2 separate regions of the Homo sapiens genome follow, and region 1 is linked to region 2. A link is a contact called in ENCODE Hi-C or POLR2A ChIA-PET data. All regions are on one chromosome and are shown on one strand. The core of a region is the stretch at or near the end of the contact, and the rest is flanking DNA. Distances in the headings are between cores, read along the strand shown.

Region 1 (5,719 bases), core at 328-2,827, 240 kb after region 2:
AAGTGCTGGGATTACAGGCGTGAGCCACTGCGCCCGGCCGCCAGAGTCCTTTTGGTGGCCACGTATTACCTCTGACCATCACCTGCTGCTCAAACCCACACTCACGCCACTGCATGATCCCTTCCACCCCAGGGCCCTTGCACACGATGAGCCCCTGGCCTGCAATGCCCTTCCTTCACTTCCTTCATCGTCACCTTCTCAGTAAAGCCCTCCCTGCCTCTTTTGTAAATTTCTTCCCATCCTCTATACCCTTCCCACCTCTCTCCCCATCTTTAGCTTTTCCCTGTATCACTTATTCAACACAGCATAGATTTTGTTGAAGGCAGGGGTTTCTGCCTTCTGTTTAATGCTAGCTGCCCAGTGCCTAGAAAAGTGCCTGGCATCCAGTAGGTGTTCAATAGATATTTATAGAGTTAAATGCACTAAACTTAGGAGGCGGAAGTTGTTTTTTTTGGAGGCCTTTGCCCATTTCACTCCCTCCTTCCCGTTCCACCTTCTAGGTTTCTCATTCCCTCTGCTTCTTCTCTTTTGCTGGCTCTGGCCTGCAGCCCTCTTGCCCCTGGTGTAAAGGGCTCAAAACGCCAGACAGCTCTGCCGCCATGGGGAGGAGACCCTGACTGAGAAGCCAGGGCCCCGGCCTCCAGGGTCACCAGTACCTTGGGCAGGCCGGGGTGTCGCTGGGGCTTGGGTGACTCCACCAGGCATGGAGGGGGTGGGTACTCCCAGCTGGCTCGCCAACCTTCGCTTCTTGCCTCGCAAAGGCAACCTGGCGGAGGGTCTGTGGGTCAAGCAGAGTCCAGCTCTAGTTTCTCCCCTTCCAGGCTGTGCGCCCTCAGCCAGGCCTCTCCTCGCCTACAGGGCTCGCGGACACTTCTGACCCTCACTGAGGTCGTAAAGATTACAAGTCAGTGGTCCACAACGACTGGCGTCGGGCCCGCCGCATACCCACTATGTACGACTGGCCGCTAAGTCAGCCGAGGCCCTGGGGCTCCGCTCCACAACCCAGCCCACGGTCAGCTTTCCTGGGCTGCTCCGTCCCGCGAGGCCATCGCCCCATTCATATTCGGCAGGGCATTTCCACGCGTCCCGTCTCAGGCAAGCCCCAGAGCACCCTTTTTCGGGCAACACTGTGCCCACTTCACTGGAGAGGGAACTGAGGTCCACGTCATTGGGAGAGGAACACGTGACATATTGAGCTCTTTCCTCAGCAAGTGACCTAACCCGCCTTGCCCTCGGCCGTGAGCAGAGGGCCAGACCGGAAGTCCGCTAGCTCTGCTGTTCCGAGGCCCGCCAGTCTCCAAACCCCGGTCTTAGATCGAGGTCTCTGGCCGTTTCCCTCCGCAGCAAAACCCTTGTTCCAGGACTACACCAGACGGGTCACACGACCTAGATCGGCACGGTCACATGTCCCGCAGTCCGGTCATGTGCACCCTCGGACCAATCCCAGCGGCCAGGAAGGAGAGGCATTGTGATTGGCCCATGCCCTTCAGGGGGCGGGACTCCTGCTGAGGAGGGCCTTCCCCGTTCTCACCTCTGCGTTCCGCGTGAATCTCGCTCACTCGCGAGATTGGGCGTCTGACAGGTGCCCTTAGGTCCCACAATGCACAGGCCGGAGGCGGGGCGGTCCTGCATTGACGCAACCTCGCGCGCCGCTTGCGTCACCTCTCGGTGCCGCCCTTGAGATTGGGGCATTTCTCGCTGAGATCCTGCACTCGGCTCCAGGTATCCTGGAGGAAAGAACGAACTTCTCCTGGGCCCAGAAGTTTAGGTCCGCTGTCGTCCCCCGCCTGCCTCTAAGGCCCTCTCCTCGCGACAGCCTCTGAAACCATCGGCTCCTTCCTCATTTCTGTCACGGCCTGGCTTGCATTCCAAGCCAGGCACTCATTTCATGTTTATTGTTCCAGCTGGACTAGGGGTACTTAAACCGTGGTCCATGGCTGGGCTTCCGGGGCCGTGACCCCCTTAAATTATATGCAGTATGTAGCTTGTTGTGGGTGGCTTCTGTCACACTTAAATGCTGGGTGCCATCACAGGACTGGCAGGGCCCTACTGTGGTCGTCAGTGCGCTCTTTGTCAGCACAGAGCCTGACGCAAATGTCCAAAGGTGCTAATTAGACAGAGGCAAATATCCCAACTGTTGCCCTCTGCACACACCTCGGTCTACTCTTTTAAGACTACTTGCTGTTACCTGCACACACCTTTATTTATTTATTTATTTATTTATTTAATTTTTGAGACAGGGTCTCGCTCTGTCGCCCAGGCTGGAGTGCAGTGGCGCGATCTCGGCTCACGGGCTCAAGCGACCCTCCTGCCTCAGCCTCCCGAACAGCTGGGACTACAGGCCTGCGTCACCACGCCCGGCTAGTGGTTTTTTTCTTTTTTTTTTTTTCTTGAGACGGAGTCTTGCTCTGTCGCCCAGGCTGGAGTGCAGTGGCGCCATCTCGGCTTACTGCAACCTCCGCCTCCCAGGTTCAAGCGATTTTCCTGCCTCAGCCTCCCGAGTAGCTGGGATTATAGGCGCTCGCCACCACACCCGGCTAATTTTTGTATTTTTAGTAGAAACGGGGTTTCACCATGTTGGCCAGGCTGGTCTCGAACTCCTGACTGCCTCGGCCTCCTAAAAGTGCTGGGATTACAGGCGCGAGCCACTGCGCCCGGCCTAGTTTTTGTATTTTTTGTAGAGACGGGGTTTCGCCATGTTGCCCAGGGTGGTCTTGAATTCCTGAGCTCAAGTGATCCTCCCGCCTAGGCCTTCCAAAGTGCTGGGAGTACGTGAGCCACCGCTCCTGGCCCTGCACACAGCTTTTGATTGTACGCCTTCCTTCTGTCATCATGCTGTTCTCTCTGACCGAACAAATCTCTCTTCATCTTTCTATCAAACATCGATTGAGTTTGAGCGAGGGCGTGGAGGGGTTGAGCACAGTGCCAGGCACTGGAAGCACGTTGGTGAACAAGACAAGCCTGGGCAATGTTCCCACAGAGCTCACGATCTAGCGGGGGAGACAGGTTGGAGATAGGGGAGAGGCTGCGGGCGTCTCAGATCTGGCACCAGAGAGATCCTAGACTCCAGGATAAGCAGTCAATAGCTAGGTCAGGGCTGGGCGCGGTGGCTCACGCCTGTAATCCCAGCACTTTGGGCGGCCGAGGCAGGTGGGTCACGAGGTCTGGAGTTCAAAACCAGCCTGGCCAACATGGTGAAACCCCATTTCTACTAAAAACACAAAAATTAGTCGGGCGTGGTGTCGGGTGCCTGTAATCCCAGCTACTTGGGAGGCTGAGGGAGAAGAATCGCTTGAACCCGAGAGGCGGAGGTTGCAGTGAACCGAGATGGAGCCACTGTACTCCAGCGTGGGCGACAGAGCAAGACGCAACTCTGTCTCGGGGGAAAAAAAAAAAAAAAAAAAAAAGCCAAGTCAGGGCAAGATGTGAAATAGCACGTTGGAAGGCTCCTGGGTAAGATTTGACCTGTCACAAGAGGAGAGAAGGTAGCCGGGGCAGCGATTTGATTTCCGGAATGGTGGTTGCTAGGCAGTGTTCGGAATGGATCAGATGGGTGTTTTTGTAAGATCCCTCTGGCTGTTAATGTTAGGGGTGCAAGGGCAGGAGGGAGTTGGGCAGCCAGAGGCGGAAAGAGAACAGCCAGAACAGAGGCTGGATGTAGAATTCTGAACATGTGTGGGAACCTTTCTGGGCCTCAATTTGTCCATCTGTAAATTGGGAGGTAGACTCAATCTTTACGGTCCTCCCACCTCTGATTAAAATTTAGCAACAGTCAGCCGGGCGCGGTGGCTCACTCCTGTAATCCCAGCACTTTGGGAGGCCGAGGTGGGCGGATTGCCTGAGCTCAGGTGTTGGAGACCAGCCTGGGCAACACGGTGAAACCCCGTCTCTACTAAAATACAAAAAAATTAGCCGGGCGTGGTGGCGGGCACCTGTAGTCCCAGCTACTCGGGAGGCTGAGGCAGGAGAATGGCTTGAACCCAGGAGGTGGAGGCTGCAGTGAGCCGAGATCGCGCCACTGCACTCCAGCCTAAGCGACAGAGCAAGACTCCGTCTCAAAAAAAAAAAAAAAAGAAAACTTAGCAACACTTCAGGTAGGTGAGAATTTACAAGTGGTTAAAACAGGGGAGAAAGATAATGGGAAAGAAAGAAGGCAGGAGGGATGGAGGAAACAAAGGGGATACCTGCGAAAGAAGGGACTCCAGTGAAAAATCACAAAGGCTTGGTCAATGTCATGTGATTAGCCCAGCTGTCAATTATAGAAGTTAGGATTCTGTCTTCCCACAGAGACTGGAGGAGTCTAACCTTCCTCATGATTACATTTCAAAAGGACGGCTTTCAGGTCCTAAAGAAAGACACTCCTGAGCTGAAGGAGATAGATATACATCTCAAAGGGATAGAGGCGGGATTCGTATTTGCAAGCCATTTTTAGTAAATGCTCAAAGGGAGGGCCCAGGAGTCTTTCATTAGGTGTTGGCTAAAACAAATAGTAAATTCTTCTGGCATCATTGAGCTTCTCTGGCAGGCATTGTAACGGGGGTGCTGGGATCATCCTAGGAACTTGTGCTTCTAGAAGCATGCTACTCTTTGGTCATCTCTTAGTGCAGAGGTTAGAATGGAGTTGTCATGTGCTGAGAGGTCTGCAGTTCTCAGGGTGCACTTTTTTTTTTTTTCCTTTTTTGAGATGGAGTCTCCCTCTGTTGCCTAGGCTGGAGTGCCATGGCACAGTCTTGGCTCACTGCACCCTCCACCTCCCAGGTTCAGGGAGTTCTCCTGCCTCAGCCTCCCGAGTAGCTGGGACTACAGGTTCATGACACCACACCCGGCTAATTTTTGTATTTTTTTTTTTTTTTGGTAGAGATGGGGTTTCACCATGTTGGCCAAGCTGATCTTGAACTCCTGACCTCAAGTGATCCGCCTGCCTCGGCCTCCCAAAGTGCCGTGATTACAGGTGTGAGCCACCATGCCTGGCCAGGATGCACTTTTATTCATTTAGTAATTTCTTCACGGCTTCTATGTCTTTTTCATTATGGAGAATGATGCTGTCATGAGCATTCTTGGGCTTGTAGCTGTCATTCTTTTGTGCAAGTGCTGGTGGCTAAATTCCTAGAAGCAGAATTGCAGAGTCAAAAGGTATGACATTTTAGACATTTTAAATGTTTAGCATTTTAAACATTTTAAACATTACCTAATTACCCTTCCAAAGAGTTGTACAAATCTGCGTAGCCATCAACAATAAACTAAAATGCTCTTTCCTCCCATCTTCCCCACTACCATTGGAATCTCTTGTCCCACCAGGGCTGCTAATTTCTTTTTTTATTTTGTCTTTTTTTTTTCCTTTTTGTGGAGAACGGGGTCTTGCTATATTGCCCAGGCAGGTCTCGAACTCCTAGGCTCAAGCTATTCTCCCGCCTCTGCCTCCCTAAGAGCTGGGGTTATAGGTGTGAGCCACCGCGCTCAGCCTCTTTTTTTTTTTGGCTCTGGTTGCCCAGGCTGGAGTGCAATGGCGTGATCTCGGCTCACTGCAACCTCCGCTTCCCAGGTTCAAGTGATTCTCCTGCCTCAGCCTCCCAAGTAGCTGGGATTACAGGCATGTGCCACCATGCCTGGCTAATTTTTTGTATTTTTAGTAGAGACAGGGTTTCTCCATGTTGGTCAGGGTGGTCTCGAACTCCTGACCTCCGGTGATCTGCCCTCCTCGGCCTCCCAAAGTGCTGGG
Region 2 (5,151 bases), core at 1,557-4,056:
GATTTTCCCAACCATTCTTTGTGCTGCTCCTGTATCTGAATTCTCAAGTACTTAATTCATTCCACAACATTTAATATTTAATCACTTATATGATTTCAGAATTGTTTTATGTCTGTTATAATCAATTAAAATAAAATTATAATAAAAACTCTTTTAAGGAGAACTTTATTAAACAGTTACCACTGTATAGTTCCACAAAATTAGTTTTTTTCAGCTTTCTGATAGATTCTACACACTGAGATTTCAAAAAATGGTTTGCATCCCAATTATTATCAATTACCTAAGTTCTTCACCGTAAGTTTTTTTCCACTCAGATTCTGACAGATAAACATGAATTTATAGAAGAACCAATTTATTAAACATTCTTATCCATTTTAAGAATCGGGTATTTGGTCTTCAGCCCCAGCAGAGGTATCCAGCCTGGCACAGAGGCTAAGTATTTGTAGAATACATTAAACCACAACTGTTTCTTAATTTTTTCTATGGAAAGTTTAAATTTTATCATTATGCTCATGAGTTTGCATAAGGAGTTACTGATTACAAATAATTTGACAGTCTCATCATACTTATTAAGTTCTCAACTTAATAGAAAAATTTTAAGTGATAGTTTTAAAATTCCTACTAAAGAAACAACTAGTTACCAAAGCCTCGATCAGTAAGTAAACATTTTTAAATGTAATACTTCTCTTTTCCTTGGACTTTTTCTTTTTCTTCATTACTATTATTATTATTGAGACAGGGTCTCGCTCTATTACCCAGGCTGGAGTGCAGTGGTGCGATCTGGGCTCACTGCGACCTCTGCCTCCCGGGTTCAAGTGATTCTCCTGCCTCAGCCCCCCGAGTAGCTGGGATTACAGGTACGTGCCACCACGCCCAGCTAATTTTTGTATTTTTTGTAGAGACGGGGTTTCAACCATGTTGACCAGGCTGGTCTCGAACTGACATCAAGTGATCTGCCTGCCTTGGCCTCCCAAAGTGGTGGGATTACAGGCATGAGCCATCATACCTGGCCTTCCTTAGACTTTTCATCCTTAAGATCTCTGGAATTTTTTTTTTTTTTTTTTTTTTTGAAACAGGGTCTCGCTCTGCTGCCCAGACTGGAGTACAGTGATGCAAATACAGCTCACTACAGCCTCAACTTCCTGGGCTCAACTGATTCTCCTGCCTCAGCCTCTCAAGTAGCTGGGACACAGATGCGTGCCACCATGCCCAACTAATTTTTTTTTTTTAATTTTCTGTAGAGACAGTGTCTTGCCATGTTGCCCAGGCTGGTATCAAACTCCTAGGCTCCAAGAACCCTCACATCTCAGCCTCCCAAAGTGCTGGGATTACAGATGTAAGTCACCATGCCTGGCTGGAATTTTTTTCTGGAACAATACTACTGAAATTCAGAGTCAGCTGGGTCAGTTTAGCATGGCACTAATGAGCCTATAGGTCCTTGAGGAATTTCTTTCCAGTACCACAAAGGGTCTGCAAAAGAAGCCCTCCAGTTCCAGTTCATGCCTTCACCATAGCCCTGCCTGCCCACTCTTCCCTCAGGAATGCTGCTGAGTGGACAGAAATGTGGAGGAAGGACTTGAACCCGAGAGGGGCTATTCCACCAAAGGCAAAAAGCTTGCAGCCTGGTTCCCACCAACTTAGTGGGCCTCAGTAGGGGGCTTTGGGAAGCCTGTGGCATCACAGGCAACAGCCATGTCACATCACATAGGCCTGGTAAAGTTTTACTTGATAAAACTCCTCAGTGCCCAGAAGCATCTGATGTGGTATGAAAAATATCTCAGAGCTCTTTTGAAAAATGTGTGTCAAATTATAATCTTAGACATAATTTTAAATGAATCAGGTGGAAATAGTGTAGGTAATAAAGGTAGTTTTATTTTCCCTAAATTTCACATCTTCCCTCCCCATCCCCACCTGAGAATCACCTAAGAGAGAACCGGTCTTGCAGAGTCTTGCCAGAAAAGTAAAAGATCCTTTTACTGGCATAGCTAACAGCTACCAAGTGCCTAATGCAGGCAGACCAGAAACTTACCTGGCCTACACCCAAAGCACTCTCTACCTCCTAAGTCCACTCCTCCCATCCTTAAGCCCCACCCCAACCAGCTTTATACTTGGCGCTCTGTTGGGTCCCCTGCCTGGCACCCCTGCCCAAAGGACAGCTTCAGGGCCCTCATCCAGCCTGGGTTTCCCCAGCTTAGCTCAGCCTCTCTAGCTCTGTGCCAGTCTCCTTCCACCCATTTCCAATCACATGCAATTCGCCCTACACTCTGCCAGACACATCTTCGGGAAGCCTTAGGTCACTCTCCCACTCCACCACTGCCACGGCTCTGCAGGGCCTACAGCTTAGCACTCACAGGCTGCCCAATGTGGCCTTATCACCCCCGCCCCTCCACATACATTACCCCAAAGACCCTTGGCTGCTGCCTGTGCTTCTGACACCTTGCCTTTCCTGCCATTCCTTCTTTCACCCAAAAAAAGTCCCCTATCCTCATATTCACAAAAGCAGAGATGTCATGTCCTCCTGAGCCCCCCCCCAGCCTATGTGTGACATTCTTCCAGACCCCTTCACCGATGCCTATCATTATGTGCCACACTTATTAGCTGCAATATGTTAACTATGTTCCATATATTGTGAAAGTCCAGCTCCTTTTAAAAACAAGAAAGAAGCCAGGAGGCTGCTGAGTCACTGACAGCCTGAATGAATTAATCAAAACTAGCTGGAGCAGTCTGAGTAACATCAAAGGTTGCCATAAGCCATTTTGAAAATCAGAAGAGAACGACTGTAGTGCTATTATCATTCCTCTTGACCACATCTCAGACAACCAAAACAGGGACCAAAAGTGGCCAAGAAATTACTTCCAAGGGCCACAAAGGATCACCTACTAGAAAAGAAGTGGAACGACTAGGGGCCTATCTTAAAACCTGAGATCCAAAATAAACCACACTGCAAAGACTGTTCCGCAGGTTTTCTTGGTGGAACTTTTTTTTTTTTCCTGAGACAGAGTCTCGTTCTGTCCCCCAGGCTGGAGTGCAGTGGCACGATCTCGGCTCACTGCAAGATCCACCTCCTGGGTTCACGCCATTCTCCTGCCTCAGCCTCCCGAGTAGCTGGGACTACAGGCGCCCCCCACCACCCCGGCTAATTTTTTTTATTTTTAATAGAGACGGGATTTCACCATGTTAGCCAGGGTGGTCTCCATCTCCTGACCTCGTGATCCGCCTGCCTCGGCCTCCCAAAGTGCTGGGATTACAGATGTGAGCCACTGCGCCCGGCCCTTGGTGGAACTTTTAACCTAGTCAGGCTTGGGGCTGCTAGTGCCTGTTAGGGATTGATTAGTCCACAGTCCAGGGCCTGGGGCTGGACCACATCTGCTTGTCACCCTGGTGAAACCGGAGGGGGGTGTTGTGGGGGGAGGCACTGAAGATGAAAAGAGACCTTGGCCAATCAGAGCTGATATTCACCTTTTGAACAAAGCTCAACTATGTAACCAAAATTTTCTTCAACATAATGGGAAATAACTGGGTGGGTCTAATGACAAAAATACCACACAGTGATTTTCAAACACCTTCAACTGCCCACACTTCATGTGTAGGCGAACAGTTTAACGCTCAAGTAACAATCAGCTGCACAGCACCACACAGATGCCAATTCCACAGTCCCACCGCTGCCCTTGAAGGGGCCACAAAACCAGGTTTACCTTATGGAAAGACCCACACAATCCATGTTTCTCACAGTATCTTCAATTCAGTAGTTACAGCCAACGTATCTGAACAGTTGGCATTAACAGTATGTAAAGAGCCTAACACTTGTTTAAAATATATGTATGTCAGAAACATAAGAAGTCAGTTAGGCTTGGGTCACTTATGCCCATAGGAAAAACAAACAGTAATCAATTGTACAGTTTCAGTGTTTCATTTCAAAAAGGACAAGAACTTATCTGTGTTATTTACCTCCCTGTCTCCAACATCTAATAGAGGGCCTGGCACACAGAAGGTTATCACTGAATATCTGTCACAGAAAGGAAACAATTCTGAAAATGGAGGAAAAGAACAGTGAAGTGATAGAAACCAAGAGACCTACAGCCAAATGTATATAAAAGCAAATATATAATGCTTTTTTTTTTTTTTTTGAGATGGAGTCTCGCTCTGTCGCCCAGCTGGACTGCAGTGGCGCAATCTCGATAATTCTTTTGCTGACCAAAATGCTAAGAATAAATGCCTTCTTGGGTGTCCATCCATGAAAGCAAACAGTCTCCATCAGTAAATATTAGTACATCACTTTACAGTTTACAAAGCACCTCCATGGATCAGTTTTTTGAAACCTCGCTACAAACCTGCGCAGTAAGTACAACTGCCACTCCCATTTTGTAAACAAGAAAATAGAATCAGCCGCCCAGAGGAACCCAGTGGTAGAGTCTGGCCATCGAAATTCCAGCCCGTGTGCCTTCTGCTGCACCGCCGTCTACTGCTGGGGTGATGCAACAGACATGTGAGGTGGCACCTAGTTCTACGATTCTATCACCATGTAACTCCATGTTCCTAGGCTTCTTGAAGTGGGACTCAAATATTCCAGCCTTTCTCAGTGTGGCCCAGATTCCAGATCTACCTCTTCTTTTCAATCATTTGCCTCACAGAATTATTTTATTAAAATGGAATAATATAAGTCCCAGCAGAATCCCTGGCACTTAAAAGGCACTCGGGAAACATTAGTTTCCTTCTGAATACATAAGGACTTGCTACTTATCATATGGGCTTTGAAAATTCTCATCATTCATTAATACCTTCAAAGAAACAGACATAAGGAAAAACAGAGATGTTTCTTTCTGCCCTAAATTTCCTGCAGAAGGACAGCAGCAGTGGAAGCCCACTTTCAGCAGGTTTTCCTTCCAGTATAATCTTCCAAAACAAAACAGTAGCTTCTCTTTCTTAGTTTCCATTCCTCCTTCATTCTCAAACATACTAGTACAGCCCACACTTGCTTGGCATTCCAAACCCATCCCCTTCACTAAAGACCAACCGTTGGTGCATTGTCTCTAGCGCGCTTCTGATGGGCTCTGACCTGGAATGAGCCCCGGCCAACCACGTTCAAGGGGCTGCGTTTAGCCGCAGCAAGGCTTTGAGAGGCGGCACAGAGAATTAGACAGAGGGGAGGCA

The links. Hi-C counts contacts between places; a loop is a spot of excess contacts on that map. ChIA-PET counts read pairs that join two places held with the same protein, here RNA polymerase II (POLR2A). Pooled maps may share reads with other maps.
Region 1: a pooled map shows a loop between it and region 2 (4-fold over the local background). The contact joins two enhancer-like sites. A Hi-C loop is called at or near these places in 2 of 50 pooled maps. POLR2A ChIA-PET finds 5 or more read pairs at or near these places in 5 of 52 experiments (A673, PC-9, WTC11 and 2 more).

Annotation. Positions count from the first base shown.
Region 1 is chr14:101,944,014-101,949,732 of GRCh38, reverse strand. No RefSeq gene overlaps it. Among named protein-coding and RNA genes, the nearest start is that of DYNC1H1, 18 kb to the left of the region's middle. RefSeq lists enhancers at 1,158-1,347, 1,648-1,767, 1,472-2,133, 3,456-4,115, 4,116-4,777. Within about 2 kb of position 1,577, at least 33 of the 41 ENCODE cell types and tissues checked have a DNase peak (open chromatin) inside an H3K27ac peak, as active enhancers do; they include A673 and PC-9, where a contact is called at or near this core.
Region 2 is chr14:102,184,791-102,189,941 of GRCh38, reverse strand. The region is part of intron 1 of WDR20 (WD repeat domain 20); the gene reads right to left. Among named protein-coding and RNA genes, the nearest start is that of WDR20, 47 kb to the right of the region's middle. RefSeq lists enhancers at 4,599-5,098, 5,099-5,151. Within about 2 kb of position 2,806, at least 8 of the 41 ENCODE cell types and tissues checked have a DNase peak (open chromatin) inside an H3K27ac peak, as active enhancers do; they include A673 and PC-9, where a contact is called at or near this core.